Linked DNA regions of Homo sapiens: region 1 is linked to region 2. A link is an interaction called in ENCODE POLR2A ChIA-PET data of the cell type or tissue named here. Cell type or tissue: HepG2. All regions are shown on one strand. Each heading gives the region's core, and the rest is flanking DNA. Links, peaks and the distances in the headings are about the cores only.

Region 1 (11,733 bases), core at 3,128-8,127, 1.1 Mb after region 2:
CGGGGCGCTGGCCTGGGCCTCCTCCGCTCCTCGCCCCCCCCCACCTCCCGCCCACTTCCAACTACCGCCTCCGGCCTGCCCAGGGAGAGAGAGGGAGTGGAGCCCAGGGAGAGGGAGCGCGAGAGAGGGAGGGAGGAGGGGACGGTGCTTTGGCTGACTTTTTTTTAAAAGAGGGTGGGGGTGGGGGGTGATTGCTGGTCGTTTGTTGTGGCTGTTAAATTTTAAACTGCCATGCACTCGGCTTCCAGTATGCTGGGAGCGGTGAAGATGGAAGGGCACGAGCCGTCCGACTGGAGCAGCTACTATGCAGAGCCCGAGGTAAGCGCTCGTCTTTTCCAGGGGGAAGTGGAGCGGCGGCGCTCGCTCCTTCCCCAACCTCAGGACCGCTTCCCTCGCTGGCACCCCCCCACCCCGCCCCACAACCCCAGCCTTTCTGGGCAGCCGCCTTTTCCGCCCTCCTTGGAATCAAATGGGTCTCTTTTTTATACGACACACTGTTAGCCTTGAGATAATATTAACTTTGTGATCAAATATTGACTTGCGGCGCCTCCAAATCCTCTTCGTGGCCGAGCCACGCACTATCCTAACAGAGTTATGTTTGGCAGCGCGCGGCTGGGGAGGGGTGGGAGGTCGGCCGGCGAGGGGGTGGGGAGCTGAGGAGGAGAAGATGGGTAGGAGTTGGGGGCTGAAGTGGAGGCAGAGTCAAAGACTAGTGGACAAAGAGAAAGAAAGTTTTTGCCTGCAAAGCTCAGCCGCGTGTGGTTCAGGTCTCGGTTCTTTCCCTATTGCCCCGTTCAGTGCCTCCAGCCGCCCCCGCACTCCGCACAGGCACTGCCTTGCAGTTTCCCTGGGACAAGGGAGGGGGTCCCTGGAGGGAGACCGGACAGAGGGGGCCCGGGACAGTCTTCGCTGGAGGCAGCCCGAGGCGCCCCGCGCGTTGTCCCGCAGGTTGCTTGCTGCGACCGGAGGTGGCGTCCGGGGACTTCGGGCCTCGGCGCCAGCTCAGTATGCTGGTGGGAGAGTTTGGGGAGACTCTGGGGTAGGGGAATGTATTTGGGGTGCTGGCTTGGGAGTACTCCATGGGACCCCTGTTCTAGAATCTGGGCGAGGTGGAGAAGGGCTAGGAACGGGCCACATGCCCAAGCAGCAATCCGCTCGCCACCTTCCCAAGGGCGATCGATCATGACTCTCCCTGAATGAAACAGACTCGGAGTCCGGAGACTGGGCCATCGGGGACGAAAGGGCTCCCCGGAGGCCTCCCCGGACGCGGAGGCCTGGGCGGTGGGTGGGAGGTCTGGGCACCCTCCAGCCGCGGTGCTAACGCTGTCGCCTCCCTCCCGGGGCTCTGTCCGCAGGGCTACTCCTCCGTGAGCAACATGAACGCCGGCCTGGGGATGAACGGCATGAACACGTACATGAGCATGTCGGCGGCCGCCATGGGCAGCGGCTCGGGCAACATGAGCGCGGGCTCCATGAACATGTCGTCGTACGTGGGCGCTGGCATGAGCCCGTCCCTGGCGGGGATGTCCCCCGGCGCGGGCGCCATGGCGGGCATGGGCGGCTCGGCCGGGGCGGCCGGCGTGGCGGGCATGGGGCCGCACTTGAGTCCCAGCCTGAGCCCGCTCGGGGGGCAGGCGGCCGGGGCCATGGGCGGCCTGGCCCCCTACGCCAACATGAACTCCATGAGCCCCATGTACGGGCAGGCGGGCCTGAGCCGCGCCCGCGACCCCAAGACCTACAGGCGCAGCTACACGCACGCAAAGCCGCCCTACTCGTACATCTCGCTCATCACCATGGCCATCCAGCAGAGCCCCAACAAGATGCTGACGCTGAGCGAGATCTACCAGTGGATCATGGACCTCTTCCCCTTCTACCGGCAGAACCAGCAGCGCTGGCAGAACTCCATCCGCCACTCGCTCTCCTTCAACGACTGTTTCCTGAAGGTGCCCCGCTCGCCCGACAAGCCCGGCAAGGGCTCCTTCTGGACCCTGCACCCTGACTCGGGCAACATGTTCGAGAACGGCTGCTACCTGCGCCGCCAGAAGCGCTTCAAGTGCGAGAAGCAGCTGGCGCTGAAGGAGGCCGCAGGCGCCGCCGGCAGCGGCAAGAAGGCGGCCGCCGGAGCCCAGGCCTCACAGGCTCAACTCGGGGAGGCCGCCGGGCCGGCCTCCGAGACTCCGGCGGGCACCGAGTCGCCTCACTCGAGCGCCTCCCCGTGCCAGGAGCACAAGCGAGGGGGCCTGGGAGAGCTGAAGGGGACGCCGGCTGCGGCGCTGAGCCCCCCAGAGCCGGCGCCCTCTCCCGGGCAGCAGCAGCAGGCCGCGGCCCACCTGCTGGGCCCGCCCCACCACCCGGGCCTGCCGCCTGAGGCCCACCTGAAGCCGGAACACCACTACGCCTTCAACCACCCGTTCTCCATCAACAACCTCATGTCCTCGGAGCAGCAGCACCACCACAGCCACCACCACCACCAACCCCACAAAATGGACCTCAAGGCCTACGAACAGGTGATGCACTACCCCGGCTACGGTTCCCCCATGCCTGGCAGCTTGGCCATGGGCCCGGTCACGAACAAAACGGGCCTGGACGCCTCGCCCCTGGCCGCAGATACCTCCTACTACCAGGGGGTGTACTCCCGGCCCATTATGAACTCCTCTTAAGAAGACGACGGCTTCAGGCCCGGCTAACTCTGGCACCCCGGATCGAGGACAAGTGAGAGAGCAAGTGGGGGTCGAGACTTTGGGGAGACGGTGTTGCAGAGACGCAAGGGAGAAGAAATCCATAACACCCCCACCCCAACACCCCCAAGACAGCAGTCTTCTTCACCCGCTGCAGCCGTTCCGTCCCAAACAGAGGGCCACACAGATACCCCACGTTCTATATAAGGAGGAAAACGGGAAAGAATATAAAGTTAAAAAAAAGCCTCCGGTTTCCACTACTGTGTAGACTCCTGCTTCTTCAAGCACCTGCAGATTCTGATTTTTTTGTTGTTGTTGTTCTCCTCCATTGCTGTTGTTGCAGGGAAGTCTTACTTAAAAAAAAAAAAAAATTTTGTGAGTGACTCGGTGTAAAACCATGTAGTTTTAACAGAACCAGAGGGTTGTACTATTGTTTAAAAACAGGAAAAAAAATAATGTAAGGGTCTGTTGTAAATGACCAAGAAAAAGAAAAAAAAAGCATTCCCAATCTTGACACGGTGAAATCCAGGTCTCGGGTCCGATTAATTTATGGTTTCTGCGTGCTTTATTTATGGCTTATAAATGTGTATTCTGGCTGCAAGGGCCAGAGTTCCACAAATCTATATTAAAGTGTTATACCCGGTTTTATCCCTTGAATCTTTTCTTCCAGATTTTTCTTTTCTTTACTTGGCTTACAAAATATACAGGCTTGGAAATTATTTCAAGAAGGAGGGAGGGATACCCTGTCTGGTTGCAGGTTGTATTTTATTTTGGCCCAGGGAGTGTTGCTGTTTTCCCAACATTTTATTAATAAAATTTTCAGACATACCAAAATTGAATGAATTTTACAGTAGGCACACAGGGACCTGCTCCCGAGATTCTGCAATTAACATTTCATTATACTTGCTTTATCACATACTTGTCCATCTATCTTCACCTCCACTGGTCAATCCATCTTATTTCTCTAAATCCACTTCAAATTTGCAGATACCAGTACACATCCCCCTAAACACTAAAGCAAGCACATTATTAAATGGAACTTGTATGGTTTATGGTTACTTTTTGAATTTGGGGGTTAACTTTACACACAATGAAATACACAGATCCCAGGAAGACCATTCCAGCAGGTTTATTTTTAAAGCCAGTAGAAGATCACTCTCCACATATCACAATTTTCCACCTTGGCTGTTTGAATGTGCCCTGTTGTTGTGGTCTCTTGGGCCCCACAGCTTGCTTCTCTTGGGGGAAGCCTCAATTTCACATGTTTTTGCTGTACTTCTGATCTTGGGCCTCCCTTCAGGTCAATGAGCCTGGATCAAACTTGCAAATTTGTGGTGCAGCACTTTGCCTGTTCACCACTGTGAACAGTGGTGGAATTGGGACTCTGCCTGGATCTTCCAGCCTCCTCTGTACACAGGGTGCCACCCTTTCCCACCCTTCTCCCTGGAGCAGGTATTGTGCACAACCATGGCAGACCTTTCTAACCCAGAAAGACCTTACTAACCCAGAAATGGCGAGACACTTGGTGTAGGGAAACATTTAGAAGATCTTCTCCTGGAATTGGTTTGAAAGGGTAAGTCAGGGTAACAATCCAAGTCTGTTTTTTAAAAATAGGGTATATTTGGGAGTGAGGAGGAGGTAAGGGGTGTCTGGCCAATGGACCATGACAGTAGTGAAGATGCCACTGTCGGCAAATTTGCTCCCCATCTCCCTCCAAAACTCAAGGCTCTTGCAAATCTTCTTGTAAGTTAGGTGAGGTTGGCAATCCAGGTTTGCAGGGTCCAGGGGTTATGCAGGTATTTTGTGAGCCTTCAAGGACTCTAAAAGTATAACGAAAAATCCCAGAGTGAATTCTTATACACCATGCTGCCTCTCCCCCCAGACGACCTCGCTGGCCTAAAAGGACGGCCAACGGCAGTGAAAACCAAGGCCGACAGCGCAAAGGGGAGTCTGGTGTTGGTTTTGCCCAGGACATCTGCTGGCTGGGCGAGGGCAGGATCAGTGTCGTCGCGGGTCAGGCAGACTTGGGAGCCACTCCCGCGCGCAGTGGCTTGCGGTGGGTAAAAACACTCCGAAAGCCTGGAGGCTAGGACTTTTTGCCTCAGGTTTCTAAGCTCAGGCTCCTTTTTTCAAGATTAGATCTTTGGGCTTCTTGACCATCCTAACCTGGAGTGTTCCAGCTACGCCCCAGACCTGGAGACTGTCTTTGAGTGCTACCTTGCTGGGGTCTCTGCCACCCCATCCCCCACCCCGCCGCCTTCCCCAACAAGCCTGGCCTTCCCACGCGCTTGAGGGGGGTTTGGCATCGCCTCCGCCTCCCACCCGCCACTGCCCCCCTCCCGCCACCAAATCCCTTTCTTAACATGCCACATTGTCCCGAAGAACACAAGGAAGAGAAATTGGGGAGGGGGGGATCCGGAGGCCACAGCCAGCAATCAGGCCGTCTCTCCTCCTAGCAAGGACACACACGTCGTGAGCCCGGCCTGAAATGTGTTTCATTATCACATAAAAGGCTCCCGTGGCGAAGGAGCCGAGAGGCAGGGCCGGGGGCCGAGTGGGGGACAATGGAGGCTGAAAGCGCTGCCCTAACCTGCTATGTTTCGTATGGCACGCCCATTGTGCGAGGGTCGTTTTAAACTACTTAGCGCGCCCCCCTTCACTGATCCCGGCCGATAAGATATAGTTCTGTCCGAATACATAAAAAGGATGTCGGGGAGCAGGCGCTTTCGGAGGCTTTTCTGTGCTTCTTGTGTCTTTCACGCCCCCCTCCCGCTTAAATCCCTCCCCTAGCCCGGGTTCCGAGATAACGAGCTCACAAATCGCCACTGCGCGCTTTCCCCAACTCTACTCATTGTGGGGTGCAGAGACTCTCCCCCCTCCTTTTTTTCCTTTTTTCCCCACGCTTTCCGCGCGCCGGTTTAAGCAACCATGATCTGTGAATAAACAAAGTCTGTAAACAACCGAAAAAAACATTCTAGATCCGAATTCCAGGAGGGTAAACTTTCCATGCCACGTCACACTTCAGCAAATTTGCACAGATATTATATTGCCTCCCCCCTCCTTTATTATTCTTTTTTTTTTTTTTTTGCCAGGATCCCATTGTACTTAACTGAATTTTATAACGCTGATCGATATCTTGGTAAAATATTCATTTTTAAACTAGCGGGCAGTGAAATCTTTGCTTTGTGTGCTAAAGTCAACAGTCGCTTGGTTTGAGCTCAAATAAATGCGGGGATGCCTCGGCTCGGAGCAGTCGGCCTCCTCCCTCCGCGAGCTGGACGCTCCGCAGCCCGCCCGCCAGCCGGCCCGCCGGCCGCCGCAGGTAGGGAGCGCGCCCACCCGGGGACCGCGCCCGGCTCCCCTCCTCAGCGTCCGCACCCCACTCCTGTCCGCTCACCGCCCCTCCCCCAGCCAGTCCTTCTCCCTTCCAGGGCTCGGACGCCCGGGCGGGCTTGGCTGGTGGTAAGCTCAGCCAACTGAGACTCAAGGCGTTGGGTTTTTTTGCAGGGGGTTCGGAAAGTGCATGACTTGGAAGGATGAGGGGTCGTAGAGTTGCAAACTCAGACCGCTTAGGCTCTGAGCTCAGTTAGAGGAGTTTGGTAGGGCCCCGAGGAAGCCACACAGGCCCCTCGAGCGGCTCGGGTCTGGGGATTCGATCTGAGAGCAGCATGTTTCCAGAGAACAGTGGAGGGTGGGGTGTGGGGAACCCCCTTGGCCCCAGAATCTAGTGTGGGGGTCAGCAGAAAATGATGTGCGTGGTGCATGGGAGTTTGAAGAGGCTGAGGCCGGAGCATGGTGACGCCCTCCCCTTGGCGCGCAGGGGTTCGAGTCCAGTCTCAACTCTTTCTCGGACACAGGCAGGCCGAGGAGACGATGGGGATCGTCATCAAGCAGCAGCAGGGGAGGGGCCGCGCCTTTCTAAGAGGCGAGTGAACCTTAGCTCTGGCTGCAGGAAGCGGCTGGTGGCCTTTTGCGCACAGCCGTGCTTGGCGGCAGGCAGGTTGGGGAGCCTCTGGGGTTACGAGCTGGGTCCAGGAGAGAAAGTCAGAAAGCAGACGCAGGGCCATTTATCATCGCATTCTCCCTGCAACCCAGTCGCCGATTTCCCCCCTTCCACGGGCAGGAGCACGCTCGCGCGTGCCGGGCTTGCCCTCGGGAATTCCGGAGGACGCGAGTTTGTAGGACCCAACAGAACCAGCCGCGTCTTTCCGCCGCCTGCGGAAAGGCGTGGACCTCGGAAAAATAGTAGTTCTGCTGCTGCCCCTTGAAACCTCATAAAGTTGTATTTCCCCAGGTGTCTACCAGCGCCCCCCCCCAATCCCTGCCCCCACGCCAGATCCACATTCTCTCTGGGGTCTTTTCTTTAAACGCCTGGGTAGCAGGCACTGTGAGAGGCCCGTGCCTGGCTGGGTTACTTTGGGTCTTTGGTCTGATGCGACAGGGAACTGGCACATGGAAATTGCCCACCACCCCCGACCGGAAAGCTTTTCCCATCTGCGCCGCAGTCACCAGACTTCGAACCCAAGTGGGCAGAAATCTGTTTCGTTGTTCAGCAGGGTCAGTGTTATGTAGTCACCTTCCTGTGTGGGGACCCTTGGTGGCCCCTCCTCTCCTTCCCTGGTGCCTTGGGCTGTGCGCCCGTGTCCACCGCACCCGAAGCCTGCTGGGGAGCGCGCCCGCCGCCCTCCGAGCCCCGGCTCGCCTCGGGTGGCTGGTTATCTTCGCTGAACATGATGGGACGCCTGCAGGACACACGGCAAGGCTAATCGTTTTTAAATAATTAATGCCTCCCGTTCCGCTGGTAATGCGCGGCGTCGAATCCTTCAATTACTTGTCATTAGACGGGTGTCGCCCCACGGCCTTCCCTCGGGCCTTTGATGGCCCCGGGTCCCCTCGCCCAGGCCACTCCGCAACCTAATTCAAAGGTGCCGTGCCTTTGAGAGCCGGGTACGGAGTAGCCATGACCCTTAATTCAGTGCGAGTTTTGAAAGAAAGACCCTCGCTGAAGAGATGTAATCTTCCAAATGGCCAATTTAAACGCCCAATCTTTATCGCCCGCCTTCTCCCCAGCTTCATAAAGAGAAGCCGCTCCTCAATGCTTTGGGGGCCTTTTAATGTGGGAGGGGGGCGGGAAGAAGCAAGAGATAAGGCTCAATATGGCATAGAAGGAGGCGTTAGCCCTAGGAGGTACCTGAAGTTACCTGGGGGCAACGCGTTTTCTTCGGGGCAGTGCATGCTTCTACACATCCGGGGGTCTGGAGGTGGCCCTGGCTTGGAGGGAGGGGTGGCCGAGATGAGATCTGGAATGTGCAGACACCAGTTATGTTTCAAAAGAGCAGCAAGGCCTTTTCTGACTATGCACCTTCACCCCGCAAGAGAGCGCAGGAAAGGAAACATTTTCCTCCCAAACACCATGAACCTGGAGTTGCAAGCAGCCCGTTCTGGCTTATGTCCGCAAAGTCGTAGGCATCAAGTCCTGCCATACAGAATAGACCACCTCCACCCCCACGCACACCCTAGTGCCATTAGCTCCAGTTTGCTGTCCCTGCTGTAGCAAAAGAACAAGATTTCAGACCTGAAATCCTACTGGGTGGGGGACAGCATGGACACCAGCCCTGGAGGCAGCACCATGGCAACCAGGCCAGCCAGGGGTTGTCGAGTAAAATGTAAAACTTTGAAACATACAAACAGAAAAAAATAATCAATCCCCAAAATTTGCGACTTGACTTAATTACACTTCTTGCTCTTTCCTTCCCAGTCAAATGTTCTTTTTACAGTAAATAAAGACTCAAGGGTCTAGGGATCTTATCTTTATCTTTCCCCTTCTGAGCAAAAACAATGCACTGTATCTTCAACCTTCCTTAAATGCGAAGACATCTCCACTCTAGGCTTTATAGTTAACTTTAGATCAGAAATTTACTGTAGCCGCTATCCCCAGCTTTCCTCTGAGAAGAGGTAAAAGGAGATGGGGGATGGAGAGACAAGATAGTGAGAATCTATTTTAACAATGGATGGAAAAAGGATGAAGGCCTGTGACCCACACCCTACCCCCGCCAGGGTCCTGGGCTGTTCTTTAGGTCTTCAGCTCCACACACGTGGCCTTTCTAGAGCAAATCACCCTGATTGGGATTTTTTGAAAAATTCTTTTTTGATGAGAGGCACCGGATGTGGGCAGGATGTTACAGGCACCCCCAGAGACAAGCAAACAAAAATAGCGTTGAATGGATGAATGTCCTCAGCGGAGCTCAGCAGGGTCCCCAGCTCCCAGCAGGCCTCTTCTCCCTTTAACAAAACTCCCAGGGAGTTCCCTACCCTGGAGCACTCCAGGGGGTGCCTCGGAAGCCTAAATCCTGGGCCATCTTCCCCATTCTGTTCACAGCCTTCCTGCCCACTCTCTTATCCCTTTTCTCCTTTCTTCTCTAAAACAATCATGTGTGTCCCCAGTTGCCCCCTCCCGCTATTGTATTTGTTGATGACCTAACACGCTCACACCAAAAGCCACACACAGAAAACCAACAACGTGGGATGGGAGGAGAGACCAATTATGACTGAGGCTAACAAGCAGGGAACACCCAAGTTGAGGCCGGCTGTCTCCTGGGAGACTGATGGAGGCTTATTTTACAAGCTGTAATTCCGTGGCAGTCCCTCTTGCTAGACTGGAGGTGATGCCTATTCTCCCCTCCCCCTCAGTCCCTGCACCCTTGGGGCCTAGTCCAGATCATTTGTATCCTCTGCAGAAGAAGCTGCCACCTTGTGCTAAAGTACCACTCATGAAAAGGTAGAGAGGACAGGGAGTTTTTACAAGCATACCTTCACACCAGTGTGCTTATTTTTTACGTTAGTTGCTGTTTGTCAGAGCTCTGAGCTCACTGCCAACATTCACATGGACTGGTCAGATGTCATTGTCACCACTCCCCCCGCCCCCCGCAGGTTCACATTAAAAAGCATTGACTTACTTGTCCTCAATCTCTCTCTAAAGAAGGGGTGATATTTCACTGTTAGATAACACAACTGATAGCTGGGAGTGCTAAAAGAAGCAACAAATTAAGTTACATTCATTCATGCAAAGCTAGAGGTCTCACTTCCCACCAGGGCAAGTGCCTGGGGTTTAACCCTCTCTTGTTAATCAGAGGCAGCAATATTCCCAGCAGTGTCAGGAGATGATGCTGGCAATACTATACTTTCTTGACTTAAACATCATTAAATTTATTGAGAGAGAATATTTCAGCCTCACAAACATATGTGTAAGGGAAAAATACTGGCGTGTAATGCAGCATTATAACTTTGTGACGAGAATTGTTTACTGTTTTTTAGTTCTACTTGCTTATGTGGTTCAATCTCTGCTTCTTTAAATGGTTGGGTCCTAGTTTATTTTTTAATCAGTAAATCAGCTTTCCCATTGTTTCAATGATTTGAAAATAATAAGACACAGGTCCAAAAATAAGCAGGGATGTTTTTGAACTAGGGTTGGTAATGATCTGAGCAAATAAAAATAGGATTGCATGCATGTGAATTTTGACTTGGTATTTAATGAAAAATATAATCTCAATTTATTATTCCTTCTATTTTTATAAAGCAGAAGTAATTATATATTGAATTTTGTTGGGAAATTGTTGCTTACTGAAAGGAAAGCATATATATAATTCCTAACTTGAATTCATGAATGTTAAAAGTGCTTTATTTGAAAACATAAAACAATCTTTGGAAGTATTTGGAGGAGAGGGCTTGGAAGGCACTAAGGCCTGAGGTAGATAGCTGGATAATCGAAAAGGACAGATGATGATTAGATGACGTTTTCAGTGAAGGAATAGGGTGAGGTTCCAGGGCAGGAGCTGGGTTATAGAGAGCTTCATATGGAAATCAGAAGCATCTTTAGCAAAAAAGTCAAGATATCAACATGTGCACCCTTCAGTATAAAATATAAAGCTCTGATCAAGCTTTTTGCCTGCTTTACCTCCACAAACCCATTTTAAGTTTCAAATAAAGGAGATCAATTTCACTATATATTTTTCATTTGTTCTGTGATTCTGAGCTACATTAATTGGGGCAGTTCACACACAGAAAGAAGTTGTAACTTCAACAAATCTATCCCCTGCTAGTTGAGAAAATCCTCTCTAGAAAAGAGAGACTTTTCCTTCAGAAAAGTTAGTCAATTTATAGGCAGAAACTTTGTTTTACCATTTTAGTGTTTTCAGTGGCCTTCATGCTCCCATCCACGTCCTGCCCTCTCTTATTTTGAATGGAAACTCTAGTCAATCCAATCACAATTGAGTGGGGTTCTCCTAGGTGCCAGGAACCATGCAAGGTATCTTCCTGAACAGGATCTCTTTTAAGCTTCCCCACTTCCTGCTGGTGGAAATCATAATTTACAGGTAATGGTCTTGGGGCTGAGAGAAGTTAGGTAACTTGCTCCAATTTCACAGCGCAGCTTTGAGCTGGAGTCTTTCAACTCATATTCCCTCAACTTATTCTGGCTTCCCAGGACTCTGGGGCACAGACAATTCCTATTTCAATGAATTAGGAGGCCGGCCTTCACCAGAACTCCAGAATCTGGAAAATGAGTAGGGACATCTGAAGTGTTAGGGGGAGGCTGGAAAGAAACTGGAAGATCTCAGAAGAGCCAGGCTTTGGTACCCCCTGGAAGGATGGCACAAACCCCGTGGACTGTCCTAGAAGAGACGAGGATGGGTGATGTCTGGGATCAGGCTGGATTCTCATGCTGTCTTCTGGGGTAACAGTCAGAATTCTTATGTGGCCATGGTCCCTCGAAGTTGGGCAGAAGTTCATTCAGTCCTGGACCACGCTTTTCTCCCCACTGATGCTTCCAGGGCCAGCTAGCCAGTGCTGGAAAGTAGGAGGCAGCAAGCAGGCTCTTACATTGTGATTAGAAGGAGAAAATGCCAGACAAGAGAGAAAATGTCAGGGGCAGAGACTAAGGGCTGACATATAAGTTTAAAACAACCCACATAGCCAAATCATTTCTGAGCTACAGCCTGTCTGCCTTATTCCCTACCGAGGGATTCTGGGAGCAAGGGCTAGGAATGTCCTAAGAGGC
Region 2 (11,733 bases), core at 2,521-7,520:
TAATGTGTCTGTGCTTCTCACAATCTGTGGAATGTGGAGGACACTCAGTGTGCATACTGGATGAACATGCCTTTATGGGTGTGTCAGAGACTTTCCCAGTGTGGATAAGATGATTTCATATGGATACCTTGCTAGCAGCCCCATGAGGTGACAATGACTCTAAGACGACTTGTTAGAACTGCCATTTCAATGGCTAGAGTTTTAATTACTTTTGGATCTTTTGAAAAACAGTAAAATCTTAAAAGGAAATATCAAAATGCAACTGGGGAAGGATAAGAAATGACCCTGGGGAGGGTGGCAGGAAGCACAAGCTGTCCCAGAGGAAGAGTCCTGGAAACCAGCCAGCAGAGCCCCCACCAGCAATACTGTCAGCCTTTCTCCAGGGCTTCTCTGTGCCGACCAATTTGGCAAGAACCTCTTACACATCATCATTTTGTTCTTCACTTATTCCCAAAACATAGAGAGATTCTTTTTCTGATGAGAAGATAATTCCTAGCACACAACAGGCACACCATAACCTTATTTTGACTGAATGCGTGGAGGCATCCCACGTCCACTCTTAAGGAGAGGAGATCGCTGGAGAGTTCCAAGATTCCAGGCAGAGCTCAGCAGTGTTGAGATCACAGTGTGGGGTCTGACACTTTTTGTTGCAGTTTCCTTGTCTGAAAAATGTGGAAAACATATTTTATAAAGATTGCTGGAGAATCCATTCATTCGCTCAACTAATTCCTTACTGAGTCCAGTGCTAGGGCTGAGACCACAGCATTGAGCAAGTAGACAGTGTGCCATGTGCATGGAACAAAGGAAGCAGAGAGGCACAGGCATGGCAGCTGATAGACATCCCCTTCTTTCCTTCTAGGCCTGTGATTCTCACCAGAAGAGGGTGCCTTGGAGTAGGTTGAGCCCACTGGAAGGAAGCACAGGAGGTAAAGTGAGTGCATCTTCAATGTGATGCTACCCTAGGAAAATGCCATGGTGCTGCTGAACTACGACAGTGATAACAAATGCTGCAGTGGGAACCCAGAGACCTCAGAGAAGAGCGATGAGGGCTTCCGGGGGAACACAAGAGCTGTTGAATGGAGTGAGCCATCAGGGGACCCGTAGTGGGCAGCTCTCAGGCTCCTGAGGGATTGGTGCCTTGTTCAGGTGCATGCACACACACAATCTCAAACACACATACACAGTCTCATGCAATAGTGTACTACTACAGAGAAAACCTGCTGTATAAATATTTCTCAGTAATGAATTTCCGCAAAAGCATGAAACTCTTTATGTTCATGGAAAATTCTAGAAAAACTCCTTGCAGGGTGCAAAAGATCTAAAACAGTGTTTGCAAACTGTTGCACACAGCACAAATGTGGCTATGAGTTAATATATATTGCTAATTACATTTTCAAAGATTCCCTGAAGAATACATTGAAATTATACTGTATACAAAAGCCTCCATTCAGAGATACCAATGCACATTAGAATATTCATTAAAACAAAAAATACTTGCAATGAGAATCTGATTCATTCTCTTCCAACTTTCCTAGACGATTCTGTTCCTCACACCCTTTGTGTTTTGCGGGGAAGGGCTAACATGTATCAGCAACCATGAGAAAGAGTGTCCTGTGAAGATAAATTGGGAAACACTGATCTAGAATAATGTTTCACCTTCTGTGAGTTCTAGTACAGAGAAAGCAAGTAAATATATTGATGATAATGGAACTAAGATTTATAAATGTCCAAGAAAAGAGCCACAACTATAGAAAGGAGGGGACTGGAAAGAATCTCATTGCATTGGGTTTGGTGTCAATATTAACTCAGAGTTTTTAATACGTAAATAGGTAATAGAACAATAGCTATCTACACGTGGGTAAGTTTCTGTGTGTATTTTGTAGCACTGACCAACAGACAAGGCCAAGAACAAGGTTCCTCTACTTCTGCACTGTGGCCATGTGAGACCTAGGAAATGTCCTATGCATTGCAGAATGTTGATCAGCATCCCTGCCCTCTCTCCCTAAATGCCAGTAGCACCTGCCTTACAAATTGGAACAACCAAACACATCCCTAGACATTACCAAATGTGCCCTGGGAAGCAAAATTGCCCCAGGTTGAGAATCTCTGACTGAGGCCTCACGGCATTCCAGGAGTGGTGAGTACAGGCAGCACGCGGGAATTGCTTTCTGCATTCACTGCAGATTCCAACCACTGATTTTCACCTTGGATCAGAGAAAGTAAAACATAAATCTAGGACTTCTTGTTATATCAGAAAGTAAGGATAAGCTCAAATAATGATGGAAATATGTCAAGAGGACACAGGAAGCAGCTTAAAGGGGCTCCCACTAGCCTATTCTGAGATAATTTTAACATTCTAATAAACAAGAGCAATACATTCTAACTCACTGAGTAAAATAAGAAACCATGAGTGGGATAGATCTATAGCAAAATAGATGACTAACAGATAGATGGATAGGTAGGTAAAAGAGAAAAGTGTTTCCTTGCAGTAGAATGAATGCCATTTATAAGTATGTTTTAAAAACGAAGTTAGGAATACAATTTGAAAGCAATCATAATAACAATTGATTCGAAGAGGAATTATTATTGTATGCTAAAGCTAGAAAGCAAAAGTGAAAACTTTATAAGTAAGACATAAATACATATTTCAAAGTATTGCTCAGTGAAATAATTCCTAATTATAAAGGAGAGAAGAGTAAACCATACTGTGGAGAGATCTGTCAGATACCATCTGAACCTAGAGATCAAAGTTAGTGTCTGTCAGCCATGGGACAGCGATGTTATGGCCTCCTGGTAGGAGGTACTGAGGGACACAAGATCACATCTACAATTCTTCTCTGAAAATCTGCATAGCCTGAATCTCATCCATTGACAAAGCCCAGTTGAGGACATTCCATGAAATCGCCAGTTATCTTCAAAAATGACAAGATTACAAAGATAAGAAAGACTGAGAAACGGTTTCAGATCAGAGGAGACTGAGGCGGCCTGACAATGACACACAGTTGATGAATTGCATGGATGACAGATTAGACGACAATGTGGACCCATGCTAGTGCTGTGATTCCTCTCACTGCACTGAGGCTGTGCTGGAGAATGTCCTTGGCCTTAGGGGACACAGATGAGAATGTCTAGGGACAAAAGGAGTCACACCTGCAGCTTGCTCTGAAATGGCTCAGGAAAAGCTGTAACAGTGCATACACATATAGAAAGAGGGAAAAGCGCGCGAGACACAATGTGAGGAGTGGGAGGGTCTGGGTGTGTACAGGAGCTCTTTATATTACTCTTGCTGCTTTTTGTAAGTTTGAAGTCACTTCAAAACTACAATAAAAAAGTTTATTATTACTTCTTTTCTAATAAATATAGAAAAATAAAATTGCTTCATTTTTTCTATATTTATTAATGGCATTCTTTTTACTCCAAGGAAGAACTTTTCTCCTTTATCTGTATCTATCTTTCCATCTCTCTATTTGTTAATCATCTATTTATCCACAGATCTAGAAGATTCATGGTTTCTTATTTTATTCAATGAATTGTAATCTATTACTATCATTTATTTGAATGTTTAAATTTTCTCAGAGTTGACTAGTAGAGCCCCTTTAAGCTGCTTCCTGTGTCCTCCTGACATACTTCCATCATCTTTTTATCTTTTACAAAAAATTAAAAATTAAAAATACAGCAAAGTGCTGCCTCAGCACTGAGACCCCAGCCCCACCCAGCACACACAGGCCTGTGTGCTCAGCTTGTTGGAAAGTCCCGGCTCATGCTTCCCATCCTAGCATGGACTTCCAGCCAAGCCACAGTACCATGAAGCTACAGGCCAGCTGGTTACTACGGATGTGTTTCACCAGCGTCCACACCCTGTACTGTTCCTTGGAGCAGAGAAACGGGGTGTGAGACGGCAGGGACTAGGGCACTGAAGAGAATGCATGGGCAGAGACTGAGGAAGGAGCTCCCTCTGCTTCCCCCAGATGTGTTGCCTCACAAGGGACAGCCACGTTCCCCACCACTCACTCTACCTGCACCTCCCTCTGCAGCACAGGGGGGTCACTACTGTTTCACAGCCTCCTTCTTCTGTTTCCTCCTGGGTTTTCACCATAAGCCCCCTCTCCCACATGCACACCCCCACCAGGATGGGCCTGTGAGTCTGGTACCACATTGCCAGCAATGGATAGAGGTGGGAATGGAGGTAGAAAGGGGTAAGTTCTTCATCCAGAGTAACACAGTAATCAACAGATCACAAACTATAGGCCTAAAAAGGACTCTCGGAAGCCATGGCCTTTGACCTGCTCATTTTATAGAGAAGAAAGAGAGAGGTCCTGAAAAGGGAGCTGTCCACACTTGGAGGACTCCTGAGAAGCCAACACTTCCCAGAAAAATCCCAGGATGGAACAAAGGAGACAGAGAAAAGTCAGCCTAGGTAGTAGTTCAGCCAACCACTGCCAGCACGAAATCCACCTGCTTCCTGGGCGCATATATGCCATGTCACAACAGTGTTTTTCCAAGATTCATGGGGGTGTGACAAGATGGATGGACAGCTGGCTCCCTCGCTGGAACTAAAGTATACATCCATGCCCTGTGCCATGCAGCTAGCAGCGCCTCTTTCCAGAAAATGCAGAGTAGACCCCCATTGCCATTGTGCATGGTCATGGGTCTTGCTTGGCCTATAGGATGTTAACACATGGGACAAGCGCAGAGACCTTAACCCTGCGTGTGTGAGAGGCTGGTCCTCCTGCTCCCGTCTGAGCCTCCATGAGAAGAACCTGGCCCAGACAGGCACCACCCCTTCAGCATGGACCCCAGCATGAAGACACAAGCCAAGCCAGCACCAGACCCACTGACCCCCAGCCCATGTGCAGGCGGCAGAGCATGACAGGTATAGCTTGTTGCTGTCAGCCCCCGAGATGCTAAGGTTTTTCCTAGGGAACAGCAGCTGACTAATGCATGAGTTATCCCATTTTCCATGGTGCATCTTCTCCACTCTTATTCCAAGTGAACCCTTGGCTGCCCCCATAACAATCTGTGTTCCGTAACAAGTACTAAAGATGGTTGTTACAAGGACTAGAAACAAGAGCTTTAAATATTTCCTTCTGGTCCTTCGCGGTGGCTCACGCCTGTAATCCCAGCACTTTGGGAGGCAGAGGTGGAAGAATGGCTTGAGCCCAGGAGTTTGAGATCAGCCTGGGCAACATAGCAAGACATTGTTTCTACTAAAAATTTAAAAAATTAGTGCAGCATGGTAGTGCACACCTCTAGTTCCAGCTACTAGAAAGGCTGAGGTGGGAGGATCACTTAAGTCTGGGAGGTCAAAGCTGCAGTGAGACGTGATTGTGCCACTGCACTGCAGCCCAGGAGGCAGAGCGAGCCCCTGTCTCCAAATAAATAAATAGTCTCCTTTTGGCAAATCCTAACAGCTACCCATCTCTCGGATTCAGAGGACAGCATTTAACTCTCTTCAGGCAGATGAATACCTGTGCTTTTGTCCTCTGTCTGCTATCCTCAGCCCTCCGCTTCCTCAGCTCTGCTCATCAAACACTCTTTGTTTTATGAATGATGTATTGCCCAATTCTAGCCTCTAAACCAAAGCCAATAAAGACCTTTAAACGGGATGTGTTGTAATCTTTTCTTCTGACACCTTGTAGGTATGGATATGACTTGGGGACTTTGTCCAAGGTCTCCAGCACACACAGGGAGCTATTGTCCTCACATATCCCAAGAGACTTCTGGTGTTGCTTTAAGTGGACTATTTTATTCTCTTCAGAGGACCTAAGCATTTAGGAGAAACAAGATGGGGAAAAGAAGGTGAGTTCAAAATTAAAACCAAGAAAAAAAGTTGATTTTTACCATGACCGCAAACACAAGAATCCCACAGCAGGGCTGTTGCAGAGGAGTGTTTAAAGTCCCCATTTAAAATCATATAATGTGTAAACCAGATCAGAGATAACTGAAATTAAAATGAAATTGCAAATCAGAAGTACACCCTTCTCAGCTCTACTTACTTCCTTCTCTGGGCCTCCAGTGTCCAATGTCATTGGAGGGTCCCTCCACAATTGCAACTGTCCGGGATGAACAGAGATGGGCAGGAGACTCGCTTCCCACGGTTCCAATGCCTGAGAGACCACAGAAAAATAGCCAGAGCAGTGTGGGCTATGTGAGGTGTGCAAAACCTATCAGGCCCAGAGAGACGTGAGTGTGGGACTTTAGTCATGTCCTTCCTACGCATGGCTGGGGGCAATTGTTTAAAGGCATTCTATTCCTGATGACCTGTCTCACCCATTATCTTCCCCATCCTGGAAAAATGTATAGCCAATTTACAGCATATGTTATCTTAATGTAAATTCTTGGTAAACAATTTAGAAATGGCCTTTTTTTCTTTAAAAACTCACTTGCAACTGCTGCTAATTGGAGCATATCTTCAGGGCAACTTTAATCTATGCAACCAAGTTGCAGTTTTTACATTTGGGCCATATAACCATTCTACTTGTATTAATTTTGCCTGAGTTTTTTCTTTTCCATCCCCACCTTTGGCTTGTCAGGGGTGATGTAATCATAACTCTCCGTGAGGCTGAGCCACAGCTGGAGTCGAATTTGATCACGTGGAAGGATCAAGTTCTGGGTTCATATCAGGTCTCAGGGCAGCCAATTCTAAGAAGTCCTGAATTCCGGAGGCCCTGTGAAGCCTCTTTCCATCCAGCTCGCAATGGAGACAAATCTCAAAGCTTCCATAGTTTTCCTAAGCCCTTATCTTGTTCAGTTTCTTCATTCCCACAATCCAAGCTCGTCTGAGGACTTGCTTTGCCCAAGCCTAAGATTCAGACGTTTATATAAGGACAGGCAGGAAGCCAGAGGCCAGAGAATGGAGGAGGGCAGGCCAGGTGGAAAAGGCCATGTAAAAGTGGCCTCTCCCCCAGCTGGGGGCACAGCCCACACTGAGAAAGCCCAGCCCAGCTGGACTTTTATGAGGGTATGTATGTCTCTGTGTGTGTATGAGTATGTCTGTGTGTGTGTCTGTGTGTGTGTGTTTATGTGTATATGTGCATATGTGTATGTATGTCTGTATGTGTGTATGCCTGTGTGTGTATGAGTGTGTGTATATGTATGTGTCTGTATCTGTGGGTCTGTGTGTGTATGTGTGTGCACGTGTGTATGTATGTGTATGTGTGTGTGTGTGTGTGCATGTGTATACATATGTGTGTGTGAATGTGTCTATATATGTGTGTGTTTGTATGTCTGTGTGTAGATGAGTGTATGAGTGTATGTGTGCATGTGTGTGTGTGTATGTATTTGTGTGTATGTCTGTATGTGTATGTCTATGTGTGTGTGATGGTTAATATTGAGTGTCAACTTGATTGGATTGAAGGATGCAAAGTACTGTTCTTGGGTGTGTCTGTAAGGGTGTTGCCAAAGGAGATTAACATTTCAGTGGGTGGACTGGGAAAGGCAGACCCACCCTTAATCTGGGTGGGCACCATCTAATCAGCTGCCAGCGAGACCAGAATAAAAGCAGGCAGAAGAATGTGGAAAGACTAGACTGACTTAGCCTCCTGGCCTACATCTTTCTCCTGTGCTGGATGTTTCCTGCCCTCAAACATCGGACCCAAAGTTCTTCAGCTTTGGGACCCTTGGACCTTTGGCCACAGACTTAAGTCTGCAGTCGGCTCCCCTACTTTTGAGGTTTTGGGACTCAAACTGGCTTCCTTACTCCTCAACTTGCAGATGGCCTATTGTGGGACCTCGCCTTGTGATCGTGTGAGTCAATTCTCCTTAATAAACTCCCCTTTAGATACACATCTAGCCTATTAGTTCTGTCCCTCTAGAGAACCCTAATACAGTGTGTATGTATGTGGTTTGTGTATGCGTGTATATACGTGTATGTGTGTGTCTGTGTGTATGTCTGTGTGTGTGTGTGTCTGTGTGTGTGTCTGTGTGTGGCAGGCCAGGTCTCACTAACGGCTGAACAGGCAGGCCTCTGTAACAACTGTTTCAGCACTGACTAAGTGGTTAAGTTAAATATTAAAAGCCTAGAGAGCCAGTCCCCTTATACAAAGGCTGGAATGTAACAAAAGCCCAAGAGTTTTGCCCAGGCCTTTCCTGGGCCTTGAAGTATGACAAGATAACGAAGGAATTCTCAACAGGACCCATTTAAGATTAAACAAGTTTTTACTGGGGTCTGAAGAAACTCCGCAGACCTCCACAAACAAGTTTGCTGGGGTCTGAAGGAACTCCCCAAACCTCCATGATTTAGCAGGAGATAAAATAAGGGTAATCACCCCAGCACCTGGACCCAGCTAGATTAAGTAAATTTACTGAGGCGCCAAAGGAAGGTCTTCAGGACTCAGACCTCAGTTATAGATTAGAAGAAGTTAATCACTTATGTCTTTAAGTGATTGCACACTTACATGTAGACATACAGCTTAGAAGTTATATAAGCTCTGGAAAACTTTGTGATTTTGAGTTGGTCTGGCGATATTTTCCTTGCCTTCTTTCTCCCCGTACCTGGTTACAGAAATAAACTCTATTCTTTCTCAGTTCATCTGCATCTCGTTATTGGGCTGAGAGAATAAGTAGCTCCACCCTTGGCTTGACCTGGAAACGTGTGTGTGTGTGTGTGTGTGTGTGTGTGCATATGTCTGTGTGTATGTGTCTGTGTGTATATGTGTATGTGTCTGTGTGTCTCTCTGTGTGTGTGTGGCCTTAACTCCATGCCCAAACACCATTTCCTAAACTACTAACTCTAACAGGGCTGTAGGAAGTTCCAGAAATTCCTTCAATTACTCATCAAGCAATGGAGCCATTTTGTGTTGTATTCTGGCATTAAAGGTGTTAGCCTCTTAATTTTTATTTTTACACAACTAAGTTCCAGGTAAAATTTTTATTTTCACACAAGTTCCAGTAAGTGGTAATTAACTGTTCGCCTTCATGACAAGATCATTTGGCCCACGCTGCTTGTACTATTAATGCAATCCTTGCACCAAAGTGATGAGTTGGAAAGGTAAAACTTGCAATAAGTGCCAGGGTACTCTCCTCTTCTGTTTTATTTGTCAGCTTTAAAATCCTTGGGCATTTCTGTGGCATCTATTTGTCAATGTCAGTGAGCAGTTAAGTTTCCCTAGAAGATACCTGATCACACATCAGAGAATGTTATGATGATGTGATTGGTTGGTATGCCCGATACTATCTGCAGAGGAAATCCTGATTAATTAATTATCAGGATGCCCAGCAGCTAACTTGGGGGTATTCATGATCTTCTGTTAATGAAAGCACACTATGGCTAACCTTTGAAGACACAGATTCTCCTTGCACAGCTACCCTCTTGGACTTAGTATATCTGGGTCTCAAGCAGACAGAGCCACGCCTTGCTGGACATAAGACATCCAGCAAAGTAATACTTCATTGGAAAAGATACTTATTAGGTTATGTAATACACACTCAAATAATGCTCTAGGAATCACACACCAAATGACATGAAGTTGTGTTCTAAATATACTTATGATGGCAGTAATGTTATTTTATTATGCTAAAAATTATTGAGAATCCCAGAAGTTCCTGAATCAGCAGTTAGGAATCGAAAAAGAAAGGAAATTAATCAGTGCTGTCTTTTATACCTGTAATGGGATTTTTTTTAAAGGTGAGAAGCATGGTACATTCCAGGGTGCTTGACAACAAATAAATAAAACCAAGCCTAATTGACTTAGGAGAAAAAAAGATTCATTTGAAAAGAAGCGAGGTGGTTCACAAACCTATGGGAACCTAGATAACGAGGCTTGGCAAGTGAGCGCAGACTGAGTGGGCATGCCGCTGCAGCAGGACCAAGGTCACACCTCACACCTCCCTGGTGAGCAAGCTGCAGCCCTGCCACCTAGCGCCATGGGTGAGGGACAGCTCTCAGGCCCTCCAACACCACAGCCTTGCACGTGGACATGGCATTTCCCCTCTCCTAGCCCACTGTCCCGTCTCTTTATGTAATCCATTCCCAATTTAAAATCCAGAATTGGAATATCTGATTGGTTGACCCGAAGATAGGTGTCATGCCCTACCTTCTGGGACCAGGAAGACAAGGCGTCTGGCTTCTTCAGCTTCCGTACAGGGGAAGCTCTGACTTTTTCCACAACATGCAAAAGGGGGGATCTCAAAGAAGAAGCCCGTTTAGACATGACTTGGCCCCCCAAAATTAAACATTAAAGCTGCAAATGTCCAGTCCAGAAAATTAAAGTAAAATGTTACATTTGGCTAAGGATCTAAAATATTAAAGATTCCTTCACAAGCGTAAGTTTGTAGAAAGGTCACTGGGCTGCTGTGAAAGGGTTGTTTTTTCTCAATGTATTTCCAAGAGATAACTAGGACGGCACCTTTAAAATAACTGGAGGCTTCAGAGTCATTAGTAATTCTAAGGCATTACTTTCGTGCTATCATACGAAACATAGGCACACATTCTGTGTTGTGGAGTAGCCGAATAGATTATTCACTTCTGCTTGTTAAGGGTTGCAGCTAACATGTAACTGGACATTTCGCCCACTAGAACTCAACTGTAGCCATGTATTCCCATTTACCGTACCTGTTAATGCCGGGTAGCCAAGCAAGAAAACTAGTAAATCTCCCAACGGGAAGCACTCCAGACCTCAGGGGCTGAGGGAAGAGCTGACTCAGCACCAGCAGTGCCGCTGCTCAGCCTGGTGCCTGCCCTCCACAGCCCTGACCTCAGAGCGGTCCCCAGACCAGCAACATCAGCATCCCTGGGAGCATCAGAAATGCAGAGCTCAGGCCCGCCCCGGAGCTACCGAATCAGAACCTCCATTTTACACACCCCTCAGCTCAGAGCTTGTTTCTCCCTGGATTCCATGGCCCTGTGCTGCTGGCAGCCCGGGGTTAGGGCATTTCGTTGTCACCTGGCGACGGTGAAGCCTGGTTTCCTCCAGAGAGATTGTGAGTACATGGGACTCCACATAGCGTTTTTCCCTGAGTTACATAATTTCCCCTCCCCTTCTGTGGGATTTATCTCCAAAGAAGCCCTCCAGGGCCAAGTGGCCAAAGGGAGGGGAAGTGCCTGCCCTTGCTTGGGGAGCTCCCAGCCCCTCCCGGGGAGGCCTTTCTGCCGAACTCCGAACTCCGAGTTGTAGGACCTCTCTCCTGCTGGTGCCCTCCTCCGCCCAGACTGCCCAGCCGCTGGTGAGCACAGGGCAGGGCCTGCCCACCCTCGGCCGGTCCTTCGCGTGCTCCAGGCTTGGCAGGGGGAAGTGAAAGAGGGAAGGAAAAGAACTGAACTTCCTCCCGAGGGGTGGGAGAGGTCTGGCCCTTTTCCAGTCTCTCAGTGAGGAAGTGAAAAGAAGGCAACACCGGCCCTCTCAATGCAGCCCAGGAAGCGAGGGGGCTGAGGGAACCCCTCCAGTCCTCAGGGGGAGCCCTGCCTGACGGGCTGGCATCCCTGCAGCCCCAGCAGCCAAGTCCGGATCACCTATGTGGGGGTGCGGGGGTGGGTGTCAGGCTGGGCACCAAATGGGCGTGCGTGGGGTTCGAAGCAGAGGAGAAACAAAAGCCTATGTCAATGCCGTTTTACAAAAGTGTTGTGTATTTAGCCAATTCCGGGCTGAGTCCTGGACCAAGCCCCATGTTCCGGTTTCTGCAGCACAGCAAGGCCTTTTCTAACATATTCCAGATGCTGCTCTCCATCCAAGTGAAGTGGCAATGGTGCCAGCCTGAGATTTCTGCCCTGAGTTTTAAGTACGAGAGTGTGGGCTG

Evidence for each region. ChIA-PET counts read pairs that join two places held together with the same protein. Peaks named below come from ENCODE experiments on the same cell type or tissue, not always from the same donor. Only the 100,000 strongest peaks of a DNase experiment are listed, where the experiment ranks them.
Region 1: POLR2A ChIA-PET joins it to region 2 with 5 read pairs; 1 of 35 experiments calls an interaction of 5 or more read pairs at or near these places.

What each region holds. Positions count from the first base shown.
Region 1 is chr20:22,572,777-22,584,509 of GRCh38, reverse strand. FOXA2 (forkhead box A2) reads left to right here. Exons shown (of 2, transcript NM_021784.5): 1 at 1-318; 2 at 1,356-3,512. The coding sequence starts at 232. The coding sequence ends at 2,660. It overlaps LINC00261 (long intergenic non-protein coding RNA 261), which reads left to right and starts at 5,868. Exons shown (of 4, transcript NR_001558.3): 1 at 5,868-6,000. RefSeq lists enhancers at 1,333-1,905, 1,906-2,477, 4,154-5,109, 5,110-6,065, 6,066-7,021. In HepG2, for the core only: no CTCF peak of the experiment used is centred there; DNase peaks (open chromatin) are centred at 5,839, 6,599, 7,179 and 8,104; H3K4me3 peaks cover 3,030 bases.
Region 2 is chr20:23,655,512-23,667,244 of GRCh38, reverse strand. LOC107985383 (a long non-coding RNA gene) reads right to left here and starts at 6,175. Exons shown (of 5, transcript XR_001754712.2): 1 at 5,997-6,175; 2 at 5,595-5,763; 3 at 1-907. It overlaps LOC124904965 (a long non-coding RNA gene), which reads left to right and starts at 10,701. Exons shown (of 2, transcript XR_007067748.1): 1 at 10,701-10,920; 2 at 11,651-11,733. RefSeq lists an enhancer at 9,314-9,813. In HepG2, for the core only: no CTCF peak of the experiment used is centred there; DNase peaks (open chromatin) are centred at 5,584, 6,214, 6,594, 6,847 and 1 weaker place; H3K4me3 peaks cover 1,877 bases.